2 separate regions of the Homo sapiens genome follow, and region 1 is linked to region 2. A link is an interaction called in ENCODE POLR2A ChIA-PET data of the cell type or tissue named here. Cell type or tissue: GM12878. All regions are shown on one strand. Links, peaks and the distances in the headings refer to the core of each region. The heading gives the core; the rest is flanking DNA. Region 1 overlaps KIF23 (kinesin family member 23). Region 2 has its middle 32 kb from the start of LINC00593.

Region 1 (8,913 bases), core at 2,848-6,847, 360 kb before region 2:
GATCCACCCACCTTGGCCTCCCAACATGCTGGGATTACAGACGTGAGCCACCATGCCTGGCTCTACTATTTTTATTATCATTATTCATTTGAATCTTTACCAAAAAGTTGTGAGATAAAGTGGTATTTAAATTTCCATACTGAAATGAAATTTGCCCAGAAATATTAATTAACTCGCCTAAGTCATAACTAGTAAGTGATGTTCCAAGGATTTCAGCTCAGGTTTAATTAATCCCAAATAGTAGTGTTGTTTCTATTTTTGCGTTTGTTGTTGTGAAGCAAAGTACCTGTAAGGATTGGGAAGAGAATGCTATAGTGCACAGTGAAAGACTTGAGTATTTTTTCAGCATTTAACAGAAAGCTTCTGTGAATATCTTGTCAACTGGAGAATGAAGCTCCTGATTTCCCTCTAAACTTGTTTTCTCATTATAGACTGATTCTCACAGAGATTTGCTGAATAACTACATTTTATCTAGTGTCTGCTAGCAAAAGTTGATATCATTGTTTGTTTTAGAACTGGTGTAAAACTTGACCTGTATGTTTTTGTTTCAGCTAATGCTTTTAAAGCTTTGTTACAAGAATTTGACAATGCTGTTTTAAGTAAAGAAAACCACATGCAAGGGAAACTAAATGAAAAGGAGAAGATGATCTCAGGACAGAAATTGGAAATAGAACGACTGGAAAAGAAAAACAAAACTTTAGAATATAAGGTTTGTTTTGACATTATTATGATAGATGTATGTGCTGGTGTTTTAGCACTGTTCTCTGAGGGAGATATTGTGCTCCAACGGCCTGTAAATGCTGCTTATTAAGAGTTCTCGGTTGAGTGCGGTGGCTCATGCAGGTAATTCCAACACTTTGGGAGGCTGAGGTGGCCAGATCATCTGAGGTCAGGAGTTCAAGAACGAGCCTGGCCAACATGGCAAAAGCCCATCTCTACTAAAAAAGTACAAAAGTTAGCTGGGCGTGGTGGCGAGTGCCTGTAATCCCAGCTACTCAGGAGGCTGAGGCAGGAGAATCGCTTGAACTGGGGAGGTGGAGGTTGCAGTGAGCCGAGATTGAGCCACTGCACTCCAGCCTGGGCGACAAGAGCAAGACTCTGTCTCAAAAAAAAAAAGAGTTCTCAGGCTGAGTGCGGGGGCTCATGCCTGTAGTCTCAGCACATTGGGAGGCCAAGGCAGGGAGATCACTTGAGCCCAGGAGTTCCAGACCAGACCGGGCAACGTGGCGAAACCCCATATCTACAAAAAAAATTAGCCAGGCATGGTGGTACATGTCTGTAGTCCCAGCTACTCGGAAGGCTGAGATGGGAGAACAGCTTGAGCCTGGGAGGTTGAGGCTGCAGTGAGCTGGGATTGCACGACTGCACTCCAGCCTAGGTGACAGAGCGAGAGCCTGTCTCAAAAAAAAAAAAAAAGTTCTCAATTGGTTGTTTACTAATCCTCATCCCATGCTAAGGAGGAAATGTGAGTGAAATGAAGAATCATATGTTCTTTAATTTTATGAGAGTTTTAACAGTTGAAAAGGATGTTCTCTGACCCAAACAAGGGAGCTTTCTAGAGCTTAGCTTTGGTTGTAGCTTGCTTTTGAATTTATTAGAAATATTTCCTTAGTATGCTTTTTTTTTTTAATGAGATAAATGATTAAATGAAATGGTATAAAAGTGCCAGCATCGGGCCTTGGACGTAACAGATACTCAGTAAAGCTTAATTGGATCTGTATTTGGTTTACAAATCGATTGTAAAAGTATAAACTCAGGATTAATCTCTTACAATGGGGTAGAAGGAAATACCGTTTTGTTGGGAAGCATTGCAGCACTGTGTAATGTATGTCTGTTCTCTCATTTACAGAGGGTCATTTAGAGGTTTGGTGGGGGTACACATTCATAAGAGAAGTTAGTCTCAACCAATATAGTTTTTTTAAATTCTGAAAATAGCCTAAAAACTAAATTTTAGCCCTTAATTTTAGGAGAAAGTAATTTTCACATGAAGTTAGTTGTAAATGTCTTTGGGTGAGGAGCTTGTTTAACATGTTTTCATTTCTGAGAATGGGGGTGGGAATTCAGATGAAATGTTAGAGAAAAAAGTGCTTTCTCCATGATGTTTCTTTCCACAAATATGCTTGCATAAGCAAATTAAGGAAGACTATTTTATAGCGACATGAAATGTTTATATACCAAATATTGAACATAGTGGTCTACCTTCCTAGATTGAGATTTTAGAGAAAACAACTACTATCTATGAGGAAGATAAACGCAATTTGCAACAGGAACTTGAAACTCAGAACCAGAAACTTCAGCGACAGTTTTCTGACAAACGCAGATTAGAAGCCAGGTTGCAAGGCATGGTGACAGAAACGACAATGAAGTGGGAGAAAGAATGTGTGAGTATCGTTTGGGTAGTGCTTGTCTCAGAGTCGGATGATTTATTTTACATTGTAGTTAGGTTCGATATTTTGAATTATTGTATTTGCGGTAGGGTTTTGGTGGTGGTTGTTAACTCTCAGGAAGAATTGGAGAACTGTCATTTTTAGGAAATAAAGAGATTGGGTAATCTGGTGTACTCGTTTGCTGTGATGGAATGATAATATACATTGCCACTGATAATCTGTAGGAGCGTAGAGTGGCAGCCAAACAGCTGGAGATGCAGAATAAACTCTGGGTTAAAGATGAAAAGCTGAAACAACTGAAGGCTATTGTTACCGAACCTAAAACTGAGAAGCCAGAGAGACCCTCTCGGGAGCGAGATCGAGAAAAAGTTACTCAAAGATCTGTTTCTCCATCACCTGTGCCTGTAAGTTATTTGTAATTGTGTAGTAACTTTGTACTAGAGAAATTTTGTTCAGATTAGATGACTATTTCTATGAGGATTTTTACATTTTATAATACTTACATTTCTGAAATTTCTCTAAAAATATTTTAAAATTTAGAATAAACACAAATTTAGCACAAAAAAATAGAACAAATAATTATTTGTAATGTTAAGTCTTCATGTGCTAACATTATAGAAAAGTAATGAATTGTTTCTCTCAGTTTTTCAGTCTTGCTCATTAATTTTTCTCCAATTTTTCTAGCTTTCTAGTAACTATATTGCTCAGATTTCCAACGGCCAGCAACTCATGAGCCAGCCACAGCTACATAGGCGCTCTAACTCTTGCAGCAGCATTTCTGTAGCTTCCTGTATTTCGGAATGGGAGCAGAAAATTCCTACGTACAACACACCTCTCAAAGTCACATCTATTGCAAGGCGTAGGCAGCAGGAGCCAGGACAAAGCAAAACTTGTATCGTGTCAGACAGAAGGCGAGGGATGTACTGGACTGAAGGCAGGGAGGTGGTTCCTACATTCAGAAATGAGATAGAAATAGAAGAGGATCATTGCGGCAGGGTTAGTGCCAGTATTATTTTAACGCATTGTAGCAATAGATTTTATCTTCTTTGTTTTTTGTAACTTGTGTCTGAAAGTTCATTGGAAAAATGGTTGGGCTATAGTATAAAGAAGGTCTAATTTCTCAGTTAATTTGAAAGATTGACTTACGGAAATTGAGGCCTGGCTCCTCATCTGAAAAAGCCTAAACACATCTGGCAGCGGAAGTGTGTTCAGTGAACACAGGTCAGTTTGGTGCATCCCAGAGTAGTCTGAGCTTTTCAGCTGCATACGCTAATAAGCTTTGCACAGAATTGGTGAATGTGTCTTAAAGCATACTTTCCATATTTTTCTTTTGGTTCCCCTTCCCCAAATTAGATTTTTTATACCTCCTTTCATGCCCTAGTTTTAAAAATTGTTTTCCCAAATTTTTATTTTGAAAAATTTCAGACCCAAAGCAAAGTAGAAAGAATAGTATGGTAATGTCTTTCCCTCCTTGCCTAAGTTTACCAATTGTTACTTGATATAGATATGTAAACCTTTTTCCCCTAAGCCTTGTGAAAGGAAATCACAGACTTAGAGACACTTAATCTCTAAGAATAAGGACATTGTACTACCTAGCCACAATCTTTATCACATCCAAGAAAATCAACATTAATTAATTATCCTCTATTGAGACATTGTGCAGTTGTCCCAAAATTGGATTGGCTTTTCTTTTTTTTTTTTTAAAGACAGAGTCTCACTCTGTCACCCAGGATGGAGTGCAGTGGCATGATTATGGCTCACTGCAGCCTCAGTCTTCCTGAGCTGAAGTGATCCTCTCACCTCAGCCTCCCAAGTAGCTGAGATTACGGGCAGGCCACCATGCTAATTTTTTATTTTCAGTAGAGACAAGGTCTCACCATGTTGCCCAGGCTGGTATTGAACTCTTGAACTCCAGCAATCCTCCTGCCTTGGCCTCCAAAGGTGCTGAGATTACAGGCAAGCCACTGCACCAGCCAGCTTTTTTTTCAATCCATGATACTATGAAAGTGTATGCATTGCATATCATGATTATGTCTTTCATCTCTTTTAATATAAAATAGTCTCACCCTGTCCCCCTACTTTTTTTATTTTTATGACATTGACTATTTTCATTGAAGAGTTTAGGCCAGTTATTTTAAAATTACTGATTTCCATGCCCAATAAATTGCTTTTAATCTTGAGGCATTTATCTCAATTTACATTTGCCTCATTCAAGGGTATTTAAATAAATTCACTTTCATATTTTTCTTCTTAAAGATTAAGGTAAAGTTTCTTTTGAATCTGAATAAATGGACCAAGTTAATGTTTGCGAATTTTATATTTAGTAAAATCTTCACAAAGCTCTCTTAGAATATTTCTTCTAAATCTTACAGTAAACATTTACTTTAGATTTTCTTATATAAGTCAGGGTATAGATGAATGTTCATTTATGTGGCCTGAATTCCTGATTATTAAGGGATGGTGATGAATCCCAAGTTATTTACCAGGGAAACAGATGATTCTAAAGTCTCTTAAGTTCTTTACTTTGCAGATTTTTCCTTAAACATTTTTAGACAGCAAATTAGGTAAATGGTCATTCTGACCAACTCTAGTCAGTCATTTTATGAAAGTTTATAGGCTGAAAACTATTCAAGGCTTGCGTATGCCTTGCAAACCGTAATGAGATATCTAATTTGGCTATGAGATATTTAAGGGAATTTACTAGAGATTCTTACGTGAAATCAAAATCTCTTTAGAAGTGCAGCAGAAAAGTTACTGTAAGGTTAGTATCTGTGCATCTAAGTTTGTTGGTCAAAAATTATGTCAGGTGGACTGAATTTATACTTCAGTGAGGAAAAAATTTAAATATTTGTTTCATAAATGCTAGTAGATTGTATGGATTATCATCTTTCTGAAGTGTGTTTCATCATATGCTTATTGTTAAATGTTTGAAGAAAACCTTTGTTTTTGCTAAATGGTAGATGATAAGGACCAGACTTTCTTTCGTGTTCAACATTAAATAAATCATTGTAGGAATGGAAAGTTCCTGTTTGTCTTGAGGCTCAGCATCTTTAGTGGCAAACTGTATTGCCCATGTCTTAGAGCTGTCACTAGTGCTGCATTTGTTTCTTGTTAACTATATAGCGAAAATGATTCAGTTCCTCAGATGTGCATTTTGAAATTGAGGTCTTCATACTTGACTAGCTTTGACAGATTTGGCCTGTGATAGACTTTTTCCATTTGCTTTCAGTTTTGTTTTTTGGGTTTTTTTTTTTTTTTTTTTTTTTTTTTTTTGAGATGAGGTCTTGATCTGTTGCCCAGGCTGGAGTGCAGTGGTGTCATCTAGGCTCACTGCAGCCTTGACCTTCCAGGCTCAAGTGATCGTTCTACCTCAGCCTCCTGAGTAGCTGGGACCACAGGCATGTGCTATCGCACCTGGCTAATTTTTAAATTTTTTGTAAAGATGGGGTCTTCTTACATTGCCTAAGCTGGTCTCGGGTGATCCTTCTCCCACCTCAGCCTCACAAATGTTGGGATAACAGGTATGAGCCACTGCACCCAGCCCTGCTTTCAGTTTTACAAACAGGAGATGTTCATAAAATTCTAAAGATAATTCATTGCTTCAAACTATAACTATGGCATATATGTGACATATTATTTTCTTAGGCTGAATGTGCTTAATTTAGCATTCCCAGGTTTACATGACATTTGACTGGAAGCAACTTGTTTGTTTTTGAGGCAGGGTCTCATTCTATTGCCCAGGCTGGAGTGCAGTGGTGCGATCTTGGCTCACTGCAATTTCCACCTCCTGGGCTCAAGCAATCCTCCCACCTCAACCTCCTGAGTAGCTGGGACTACAGGCACGTGTCACCAAGCCCAGCTAATATATATATATATATTTTTGTTTGTTTTGTTTTGTTTTGTTTTTGTTGAGTCTGGGTTTCACCATGTTGCCTAGGCTGAACTTGAACTTCTGAGTTCAAGTGATTCCTCCACCTCGGCCTTCCAAAGTGCTGATTACAGGCATGTACCACCATGCCTGGCCTAGCAACTAGTCTTTTATTGTGTGATAGAGACTGATTTGACACTGTATTATTTATTTGTTTCTTGGAACCTGTATGAAATGTTTGGGGGAAAAATTAGTTGGTATATTGTAGCCATTACTGTATTTGAACTTTTCATGAAGTTCTATTATGAGATTTTAAAATCTTAACTGAAAGCACTCAGAAGTATTTCACATTTCTTTAATCATTTTATTCATATGGTTCTTATTATACCTATGTTCTTAGGATTGTTTTCTGTTTTGTTTAGAAGCCTAGAAAATGTGTAGGGCTTTCATTGATCTTATTGAAGATTTTAACAGAGTTGTGGACATAATAGATTACCTCTCAATAGCAGGGATAAATATTGGTTTTTGATCAAGAATATGAAATGAGTTGTTTGTCCTGAACCACCCCCAAGCAGGAAAGACTTGCAGCATTACCAGAATTTTTTCTTTTATCCTTTATTGAAAGGGAAACTCCCAGATAGAATGTGTAACATACAAGTTGGTGTTAAAGATGTTTGTTGGTTTTGTGTTTAAATGCAAAGATCATGTTTAAATTACTTGAATAAAATATTTAGCTTTGGAAAGGTTTGCTATGATACTGTCATCAACTAATGTAGCCAAACCTGCTGCACTTCTAATAATACCCTTAAATTAATTCTGGGTTATGCTTGTTTCTCAGTTACTCTTTCAACCTGATCAGAACGCACCACCAATTCGTCTCCGACACAGACGATCACGCTCTGCAGGAGACAGATGGGTAGATCATAAGCCCGCCTCTAACATGCAAACTGAAACAGTCATGCAGCCACATGTCCCTCATGCCATCACAGTATCTGTTGCAAATGAAAAGGCACTAGCTAAGTGTGAGAAGTACATGCTGACCCACCAGGAACTAGCCTCCGATGGGGAGATTGAAACTAAACTAATTAAGGTAAAAAACTAATTTTCACAGGAGAAAAAAATATATTTAAAAATTCAACAAAAGTCCATTTGTCCTGCTACTCCTTTGGTGACACACAGGTAGTGTCAACTGGAACATCAGTAGGTATTTGATATAACCTTTTTGTTAGCAGAAAATTAGTCACTGCTTAGGTTTTAAGTCTGCCAAACTGGGACTAAGTATGCTTTAAATAGGTATAGATTCTTCGGTTTCTTAGAATTCTAGATCCATGATGTACTTTAATTTTTTAATGACTGTATATTTAGTTTTAACCACTACTTAAAGTAATCTAAGCAAAGAATTCCTATTGCTCTCCATCAGTTCAAGATAAAAAAACAAAAACAAAACAAAACGAAACCTATGTTAAAATTTGACCCGTCAAAATTACTCAGTATTGAGCTGCCTAAAGCCGTTTTCCAGAAAGAGACTTGCCTGACTATAGAAGAATTCCCCTTTGATCATAGGGTCAGTGAATAATCAGGAAAGTAAAAGATAAGACCAAAAAAAAAAAAAGCTTTTTATTTCAATTTCAATTTAGAGTTTTTGTTCTTATTATAATTAGCTACAAATAAGACTATACTGTCATTTGAATATGGGCAACAGGGGGCACTCAGAGAAGAAAGTACCATGCCTTAGAGCGTGTAGAAACTTCCAGCAAATTTCTTGATCCTTAGTGCAGTTTAGTTTTTAAATTACAGATGGAGCAAAAGGAATATTTTTTTCTGCAATTATGAATGTTACTGATTACATTGAATTGGACTTCTTTTATTTGTGAGAGATATGTACTCAAATTTCTAAATTATTTTGATAGTACGTACTCAGCAAGTACCAAGTACCATCTGATTTTGTGGATGGGAATTTCTATAAAATAGAATCATGAGAACAGTTTGAAATATATATGTGTGTTTTTCGTTTGGGTGTATCAATGTGTAACAGTGACCTTTTCTTTTGGCTTTAGGGTGATATTTATAAAACAAGGGGTGGTGGACAATCTGTTCAGTTTACTGATATTGAGACTTTAAAGCAAGAATCACCAAATGGGTAAGTAACCATCAAAAATCTCTGTATAAAAGTTGGTCATTTTCTTAGCTGCTCATTTTGGAGGAACAGAATAGCCTGTGAAATGTATCATTAATTCTCCAAAGGGATGTAGATAGTATTCCCCTACTTCTAATATTTTTCCTCTTCTTAGATGGAAAAATAATTGTTGCATCATGTTTCCCCTTTTTCAGTAGTCGAAAACGAAGATCTTCCACAGTAGCACCTGCCCAACCAGATGGTGCAGAGTCTGAATGGACCGATGTAGAAACAAGGGTAGGGGAAAAATTAAATATTTGTCTGCCTACTAAAATTAGGTTTGTCATGTTTTAAACCCCACAGCTCTAGATTTTTATGCTCTTTGAAAATGCTGAGGTATAATCTCACATTGCCAGTGCACCATGTAGGCCTATTCCTAGAATAACAAGAATCCACTTCATCAGGAACTCCCTTGCAAGTGTTATTCCTGAGGAGAATCTCTTGGAAAGAACATGGGAAGGTAGGGGTCAGGAGGCTAAGCT
Region 2 (8,913 bases), core at 2,154-6,153:
TGCATCACCTCTGTCCTCAAGTTTATATCAGTGGCTGCTTCTATCTGGTGAGAAGGTAGAGGGGAGGGGTGGCCTTCTTGTGAGGCTCCATGCCTCACAAGTGCGGCAGTGTGGAGAGGCTGAGCAGGCTCGGCAGGCCAGCAGCACCCTGGGATGGCAGGCCTGGCAGGGCTGGTGCCATGGCAGCTGGCTTCAGGCCCACATCTCCAGTGAAGGCCTCAGAAAGCTTCTGAGCCCACATGAGGTGACTGGACTGGCTGCAAGGAGCTGTGTGAGTAGGAATTGGCCAGGAAAAGTGAACCCCCATTGGGCAAATTCTGGTCCCAGGCCTGGCTGGATCTTGCTGTGGGTGAAAACTGACTCTCTGAGTCTGGGCTGCAGAGAGAGAAAGAGAGATCAGTGAGATGGAGCTTCCCCAAAGGCGTGCATGGCTTCATCACAGCAAATCCTCAGGACGCCCAGGGAGCGCTCACTTCCCTACAGCCTTGTTGACACAGAACATGACATCCTCCTTCTCTTCCTCCCTTTTCATCTTTGCCAAGGCCATATCATTGTTGTTTTACTTTGCGCTTGTTTGGTTTTTCCTGCAGTTGTAAGTATTTTTTCCAGGTTTCTTGGCCACTCCTGTGACTTCTGTGAATTGCTTGCTCATCGAGACTGACCTTTCTGTGCTTGTTTTTGCTTTCTCTTCCCTGGATGAAGTAGTTCCTGGCTGAATGATGACTAAGAATTGGGTGAGAATGTGAGCATCTTACCTTCCAATGAGGTTCCTAAGATGGAAGGAAATGGGCCAGTCAGCCTGAAATTCTGGGAGTACATGAGTCCCTACTCCCTACAGGAAGAGGGGAGGGATAGTTTTCCTTTGAGAGTTTTATTGGGAGATTGAATAACCACTACAAACAAGTATCATTGGCTGAGCCAAATGATTCTGGTGGTTTTTCTGATGCCTAGATTCCACGAAAGATGGGGAATTTGGAGGCCCAACTCAGATACGGCTCAGCTTCTAGACCTGAGCTCGGACCTGCCCTAGAATTAGGGTAGGGAGACTCAGAGTCAGGGAGGCAGAGGAAAAGCAGACTCTCTCTGCTCCTGGAGCAACTGTGACGACCCCTCCACCTGGAGCCTGGCACGCCCCCATCCCAGCTCCAGGCACAGCTGTGGCCCCCTGCACATTTGCTGTCCGTTTACCTTTCCCTTGAAGTTTTCCTGTTTCAGAAACGTGGACCACCACAGCTAGAGAGGTCCTTAAAGGTCTCCCGTAGTCAGGACAGGAGCTGAGCAAAAAGAGAAAAAGTGAGAACTAAGATGAGCTCACATCCATATGAGCACATTAATGCACTTGTGTGAAAAGTTAAATATATGCATGCAGTATATCTAAAAACAAAGTGATTATTATTTTTCTACAAAATATTTCCTTCCTCCAAATTGTCCTACTAGACCTGTTTGTTAAAGAATGGTGATGTGGTGTTGGAGACTCCATGTGTGCATCCTCCCGAAATTAATATGCTGAAATCCTTATCGCACTGTGATGGTAGTGGGAGGCAGGGCCGTTGGGAGATAATTAGGTCATGAGGGCGGGACCCTCAAGAATGGGATTCATGCCCTTGTAAAGGGACCTCAGAGGGCTCTCTAGTTCTCTTTCTGCCATGTGACTGCAGCAGTCTGCAACCTGGAAGAGAGCTGCCATGCCAGAACCCTGCCATGCTAGCAACCTGATCTTGGACATCGGGCCTCCAGCACTGTCCGAAATAAATGTCTGCTGTTTTTATAAGCCACCTATTCTATGGCACTTTGTTACAGCAGCCCAGACTAAGACATAGGGGATGGGAATCTTTTCATCCACCCCTATTTTGCAGAAGGGGAAACTGAGGCCCTGAGCAGGTACACAATTGCCACACACAGCAAGTGGCATTTGATCCTGAATTTTCTGCCTTTGAATTCAGGTCCATTTCTATGATATCTGGCTCCAGTAATTGTACAGCCTGGAGCTGCTTCTTGCCTATAGGAAATATTCTTCAGGATTGAATAAAATAAGTCAGAAAACAGGCTATGTTAGCAAATGCACAGTCAAAGGGGTATTTCCATTTCACTCTGACCTCCTTCAATAGGTCACCATTTTCAACCTGCTGGAAAATTGTCCTTTTTTCCTTTACTTTATGTATTTATATGTATGTGTATATATATATATACATATATATATATATACACATACATATACACACACATATGTGGGTGTGCATGCACATGCACATTTTGTATATGGTATAAATATGAAATTGTATATTTGTATAAAAAGTGTATACATGAAATTATATACACACACACACACACAGATGAAACTTTGGGAATTTCTTTTCAAGCCTTGTATGCAATCACTGCAAAGCTGACACACATCACAGGGAGTAGAGTCAGGCAGAGAGAGAGGGGTTTAAGGGTGTTCCCAGAGCTGGTGTCAGAGTGAAGACTTAAGTACAGTTCTGGAATCTTCCCTTCTCACTGAGATGCCTCAAAAGACTTTTTTTTTTTTTTCCTTAGAAACAGAATGCTAGCTTTCTGACAGGACTACCCACCCGTTCCAGCATATTCTCCCTCAGGTTCTCTCTTTCCACTCTCAAGGTGCTTAGAATCTTCCCAATCTTGATCACTGGACACAGCTTTATCCTTTCAAGGTGCTTTTCCCCTGGATGTCTCATTGGGATGTCACAGTGTTCCTGGGGGCTGGGGACAGGCCCGGGGATGCCACTTCCACAGGGGCTGATACCCTGAGATGTCAGGAACGCTGACAGTCACCTAGCATGTCAAGGTCAGAACTTTAAGACTTCTGACTCCAAAATCAGTGCTCTCTGCCCCTCTCCAGCAGGTGTGTGGGTGGGCGTGGGAGGTGGCTGGGGAGGTGGTGCTGAACTGCAGCACTCAGCAAGCTTCCTTGGAAGGACCATGCAAGGCCGAGCTCCGGGTGATGCCCAGGCGGGGGAGGGATGGGGAATGTGCGGAAGCCCAAGCTCCCCAGCCACTGCAGACAAGCTGGGCGGCCCCTCCAGTAGCGGCCATCCTCCACCCCTCCCTAACTCTGTGGACACATCTGCTGGCTGAACCCAACCTCATCAGAACTGTGGGGGTTTCCGGGGTGATAAATCTTTATTTTCCAGGGTTGTCCTGAATGTGCTACTCTGCTGAACAAAACCATTTCTTCATGGGGTGTTTCTCTTAATTGGCTGGTGGTGCTGCCTGCCCTTGGCAAAATCAGGAGGACAGTTGTCTTTGCAGCCTGCTCACTCCCTTTGGCCCGAGAAGCCCACCCAGTGTCCTCACAGTGCCCCATTTCCCCCACTCCTGGTACCTTGTATCAGGCTTTAGGACCCCCACCCCGGCCAATGCAGCCACTCTCAACATCTCACTACATCTCCAAGAAGTTGCAGATAAAGATAAAATTCACAACAAAACCAAAAACTGAGCCTTGCAGGTACCAAGTGCCAGATTCAGATGGATGTCTTGGAACAGATAGCAGTCCCAAGGCAGGTGAAGCTGGACTGAGAAAAACGTAGTCACAATTCAGCTCACAAGAGTTCTCCGACTCTCTTCATACACTGAGGACCGCTGTGTCTCCGGATACATCCCCCATGTCCTTTTCACCATCATGCCACTCTCTTTCTTTTTGATTATCCTTGCCAGAGATTTCTCTATTTCACCAGTCTGCTCAAGAAATAAGTTCCAGCATTTGTATCTCAACTCTTCTTCCTGTCTCTCATCTTTTTTCTCATAATTGTCACTTCTTTCTCCTTTCCCTTTGTATCCCAAGAGAGGTGGCCAATTTTTTCTCTACCTTGCTGATTTGTTTTTCTGGGTCATCAAGTCTATTTTTTATTACTTACTTCCAAAGTGGTTTTTAATTTAAATATTAAGATTTTAGTTACTTTGTAATTCTCCCATTTCTCACCTATCTCCCTTTTTATATTACCTTGTTGCTTCATTTTGAAATGAAATATATATTATCTCCCTAAAACTTTCTGCTCCTTTTTCAAGTGAATGGTGTATCCTCTTCTACTGAGCTCCCTGGCAAGATGGGCACATGTTCTTCTCAGGTCTGCAGCTCGGGGCAGGTGTGAGGGCTCCCAATCAGCCTCTGGCTCCTGGTTTGTCTGGGCTGTGCTGTCTTGGGAGCCTTAACCACCGCCTGAGCCTCTGGCACTAAGCTGCTGTGGGGTGAGGGTGTCTTCCCAGCATGCTCTGGTTGTCATGGCTTCTCCCTTTGCCCCAGCTCCAGCCGGCTGGTGAAAAGGACACTTCCCACAATGCATTGCCTACCTGCCCCTGCCTTTCCATCTTCTGTAATCTGTAGTTTCTGACTTGGTTGTAGACAGATGGTGCAAAGGACAAGGGATGCTGTGATGGAGAGAGGTAATAAGATTTCCGCTTCAAAGGACAACTCTTAAGAGGCAGAGAGGAGTGGCTGGGCTTGTTTCTGGTGGATCAGACACACAGACAGCCCAGATGGGAGCATAGATGTGAAGCCCCTTCTTGTCTTTTCCAAGTAGGCCTCTGATGGAGGGTTTCTGATGGAGGTAGGCAGGTGAGATTGCTGGGTATTTGCCCCTTTGTCTACATTCCTGACATCCTTGTGAGAAGTTATCTTTTTTTCTAGGCAAGAACTTTAATGAATTGTTACCGACAACATAAAAAAAACAGTATAATATATACAAAATCATCATTTGATGTCAGGAGAAAATTCATCATGTCGGCAGCAGAACATGTCTGCCGACCTCCAAGTGGCTGGCATAGTACATCCACTCTGTGACAGGCCCACTGGGACTGTGGTGAACATGCCTGTACCTCAGTACAAAGTCCCCTTTTACTGAGAAATGTACAGAAGGAGAGATGAAGAAAATGTACCCAAAAGGAAGAGGGAGAGGTTGGGTGCCCTGTGCCCCGAGCTCAGAACTTCAGGGGGATGACCTGCCAGTACTTGGGCTGCTTTTGGTCACAGTGCTTGTCAAAGCTCAGCTGCACCGCAGCCTCCATGGCCTGGATCTTGGCGCTGTCCCCATACAATCGCTTCATCTCGGCCTGGGACGCTGCTCTCTAGGCCTCTCAGTTGGGGCCTCTACCAACCAGCGGGTGTTGCAGTACAGGTCAGGTCGTGGTCAGCCTTCACATAGCTTTCCAGGTGCTCTGCATCCAGCTGCTGTCACCACCGTCCTTCTCTGTGCCTCTACCGAGGCACTCTGCAGAGTACTGGCGGAGCTCTTTGGTGATTTCCATATTGCTCAGGTCACATTCTACCTCTGCATCTAACTTGATCTCCATCTCTTCCTCTTTGGACAAATCTTGGTCTTCTCTTGTGGATGCCTGGATTCTACTGCTGTCATGTGGCTGCTGCCCAGACCCTCTGAAATGTAAAGAACTGCACGGGGAGTCCTGCCAGGTCACATGATGGCCATAGAAGGACTAAGGATACGCAGCCTGGTTATCGTAACAGCTTTGGGGAGGAAGTGCAGGAGGGAAGTACCAAGGAAGACTGCAACAGGATTCCCCGGCCTTCCTGTAGGCATTGTGGTGGCTTTGCATCGAAGCCATTGCTTGATGATAATGTTGCCAGTATCTTGCATATATCGGATGAGAATACCAAGGCCTGGTAGCTTTCAATGTTCATGCCTTCACCGCTGCCGTCTCTGATTGTGAAAGTCCAAGTGGGTGCCGAAACTCATGGGCTCTCAGCTTGCATATCCTGAGCGGTGGCCAAGCAGGGGCCTAGTTTTCCTTCCTTAGTGAGAAGTTTTAAAGATTCCCTGGTCACTCATTGTTTTGAGCTAGATGTCTTGTGAATTAGTAGTTGGCACACACTTATTGCTTACCCCTCCCTCACATTCATTTCTTCATCGCCTAACAACAGCTCCTGATTGGACTTGGGGTCAAGCCCTCTCTTAGCCCAGGTGGCTTGGGTGGGGGTTCTTGAGGTAGAGCACATGACCCTGACCTAAGCCAATCATCACTTCTCATTTCCCAGGTCACAGCAATTAGTTCAGGGGTGGGCATGTTACCAGAGGCTAGTACAATCAGAATGAAGTCAGGACTTTTGTGGAAAGCAGGCTCAAGTCTCCCTGCTAGACTTGAACCCTCAGGCTTGTGAAATGAGCCTTGGGTGTTACCTTGAGTTTGAGAATAAAGCTGAGGACTGGAGAGAGGTCATATATTGGAGACAGCACAGAGCTCCTGATCCAGCCTTGCCTGAAGCTGGCCCTACCCTTTGATCTTTTAGTAATAGGAACTAATAAATTTTCTTTTAGGTTTAAACACATTTGGGTCAGATTATAAGTTAACTGAAGTAGAATGAGTCCTCACTGATACAAGTATGATCAGCAAAAGAAAAAGACCAAATATAATAAGGAAGACATATTCCTTGATATTTATAGTTTGGAAGGCAAAAAGGTTAAAGGGGACCATTCTCATATCCCCATGGAATCCATGGAGTCACAGTCAAGCACTCCTGGAGGGATCTGGGTGCCGGCATCTCCAGCCAGCCCTGTGATAGAGATCTGAGGAGTTCCCCTTAGAGCTTCTCAAGGAAATCCTTGATGCAATAAGCCGCACACTTAGGGAAGCTGTTCTCTCCAGACAGGGTACAACTTGAGAAATGGTTTCAAAATGTTTTGACATGTTCCTGAATGGCAGGTCTATGGGAGAACAGAACGGGGGCTGTGGTATGTTTGAGGCTTTCTGTGACCTAGGGGTAGGTGTCAGGAAAGCTTCCAAACTCTCCCTAGAGGCCAAGCCAGGGCTGCCTGAGAGGCTGGACAGTGGGCACTCAGGCCCCACTGGGCAGGGACACCAGTGTGTCATGCTTGTTGTCACACTTGGCTTATTTGCTCTTCTCCACCAGGAATTCTGTGGGGCAGGGGATTGCACACTGCACACATCACAGCTGCTCATCCAGGGTTCAGGGAGCACAGGTGTTGTGGCACTTGCTTCATCTTGAGTGGCACGGAGCACAGAGCAGCCCCTGTGGAGTGTGGAAACACCAAACCCTGAGTCACCACTGACTGTTGCCCTGGGCATAGAACCCCAGGTGAAGGCACTTAACACTGGTTATCCCTGTGCATCCAGGAAGCTGAATGGCGGCCAAAGAAAAAAGTTACAATGCAGTCAGGCTGGACCAGAGAATTCCTGCATGTGCAAGTTTGTGCGTGTGTATGTTTTGGAAGTCAAGCCAGATGTCGTCTTTCCTCATGTGACATTTGGTATCTTTTTTCCACAGCAGTGTTCCATTATGTTCTAGTTCTTGAAAGAGGCAGTGAGGCAACAAGTGTACGACGAAATTGATTTGGGAAATGATTTATGTGTATTATAGTCTTCTCTTAGAGGATCACAAAGTATATTAGCATATTAAAGGCTCTGAGAAGTCCTGTAATAAAGGAGCCTGGTTGATTGAATGATTGTGGAACTCATTGTGGGTGGATCATTCGCATACTGGATGGAATGGGGTGCCAGGCTGACTGTGCAGAGGGTGATTAGTCCCTGAAATGTAGATAGGGGCCACCTAGAGAATGGTGGAGCGTCGGACATGGATGGGTGAACTGACCAACTGGGCTATGCATTTCAGCCCCAAAGCACTTAAAGCATAAGGTAGATTGTAAGATCCTGGAGTTCACCTGCCTTAAACACCTCCTTTCATAGGAGAAGGACACCAAGGTCGTTAGAGAAGAACTGAGTTACTCATGATCACCAGTCAGAGCTCTTGGCTGCACCACATAGATGCCGATGTTGGATACCTAGGGAGAATGAGATTTGATGGAAGGATATGGAGAAGGCCACTGAACCCACTGGAAGACTGGAGAACCAGGTCCAGAAAACAAGCAGAAGCCAAGGGAAAGTGGGCTGCTGAGAGCATAGCCAGATCATGCCACGAAATCTGATTAGCCCACTTCAGCTACGGCCCATGATGCATCAGAAATGGACCCATGGCTCTCTGTGTTCTTCCCAGTGGGTACAGGTGATTGGCTGAGCACAGACTGCGTTCCCCTCCCTGGCTGTTAGGGTCTGGGAGAACAGGTGGGAGGCTTTTGTGGCTTCTGCAGCAGAAGCCCGGAGCCCATCTCTCCCAACGACTCACACAGGAAGGAAGCCCCCATCTGGTTGGGGGCAGAATGAGGTTACAAAGCCCATCTCCTGTCTTGCAGTTCAGATTATGCAGCCAAGGGTACTCTTTTACATAAGTGTTTAAAATCTTGATTTAATCAGCAACATAGACCTTGCAGCGTTCCTGCTTCCATGATAGAAGGATATGAACTATTTGAAACATTCGCAACTACTGCTCTCCTTGGGGATTCCTACCCTCCTTCCATTCTTTACTCACTGGCCTCATGGTAGAGTAACTAGAGCAGAAATGCAGAGCGAGAGAGAAACAAATATGCAGCTTTCGAAACCCATGGCAGAGACAATAGTTTGAGAGTCTCAAAATCTTGCCTTTCGAGAATCCGAGTCCTGACACACAGAAATCAGGAGGACTAGTGTATGGTTTGTTAAGCTACTTTTTCCCACCTACCCAGTCTACATTAATGACTCCCTGAGCAAAGAAAAAAAAAAGTCCTTAGAAGGAAAGAGAATTAAATGCTGGCATGAATCTCTGGGAATGGTCCTGCCTACACGTTCCACGCTCTCAAACTCTGAAGTTGAGGGGACGATAGAATCTCCAATAATTTAGGGGATCAGAGAGAAGAGAGACAGGTGCCCCCACTCCGTGGGGAGGCAGGAAGCTCCATAGAGAAGTCCCAGCATTCAGTGTCGTGAAGGACCAATAGATAGGCAGGAAGCAACCTCCGGGGGGTTCAGGACGCATCACAAGCCCTCATCCCCCCGGTGTTGTGTAGCGAACAACAGAATGTTTCTGAGTGTATCTGATGGTCCTGAGAGCCAGAA

Evidence for each region. Peaks named below come from ENCODE experiments on the same cell type or tissue, not always from the same donor. Only the 100,000 strongest peaks of a DNase experiment are listed, where the experiment ranks them.
Region 1: POLR2A ChIA-PET joins it to region 2 with 5 read pairs; 2 of 35 experiments call an interaction of 5 or more read pairs at or near these places.

The regions. Positions count from the first base shown.
Region 1 is chr15:69,437,697-69,446,609 of GRCh38, forward strand. It overlaps KIF23 (kinesin family member 23), which reads left to right. Exons shown (of 24, transcript NM_001367805.3): 16 at 552-709; 17 at 2,208-2,381; 18 at 2,612-2,791; 19 at 3,072-3,383; 20 at 7,094-7,345; 21 at 8,313-8,395; 22 at 8,587-8,668. Among named protein-coding and RNA genes, the nearest start is that of RPLP1, 11 kb to the right of the region's middle. In GM12878, for the core only: no CTCF peak of the experiment used is centred there; no DNase peak of the experiment used is centred there; H3K4me3 peaks cover 247 bases; H3K27ac peaks cover 190 bases.
Region 2 is chr15:69,798,383-69,807,295 of GRCh38, forward strand. It overlaps the pseudogene GEMIN8P1. Among named protein-coding and RNA genes, the nearest start is that of LINC00593, 32 kb to the right of the region's middle. RefSeq lists an enhancer at 57-1,256 and a silencer at 6,600-6,796. In GM12878, for the core only: no CTCF peak of the experiment used is centred there; no DNase peak of the experiment used is centred there; H3K27me3 peaks cover 159 bases.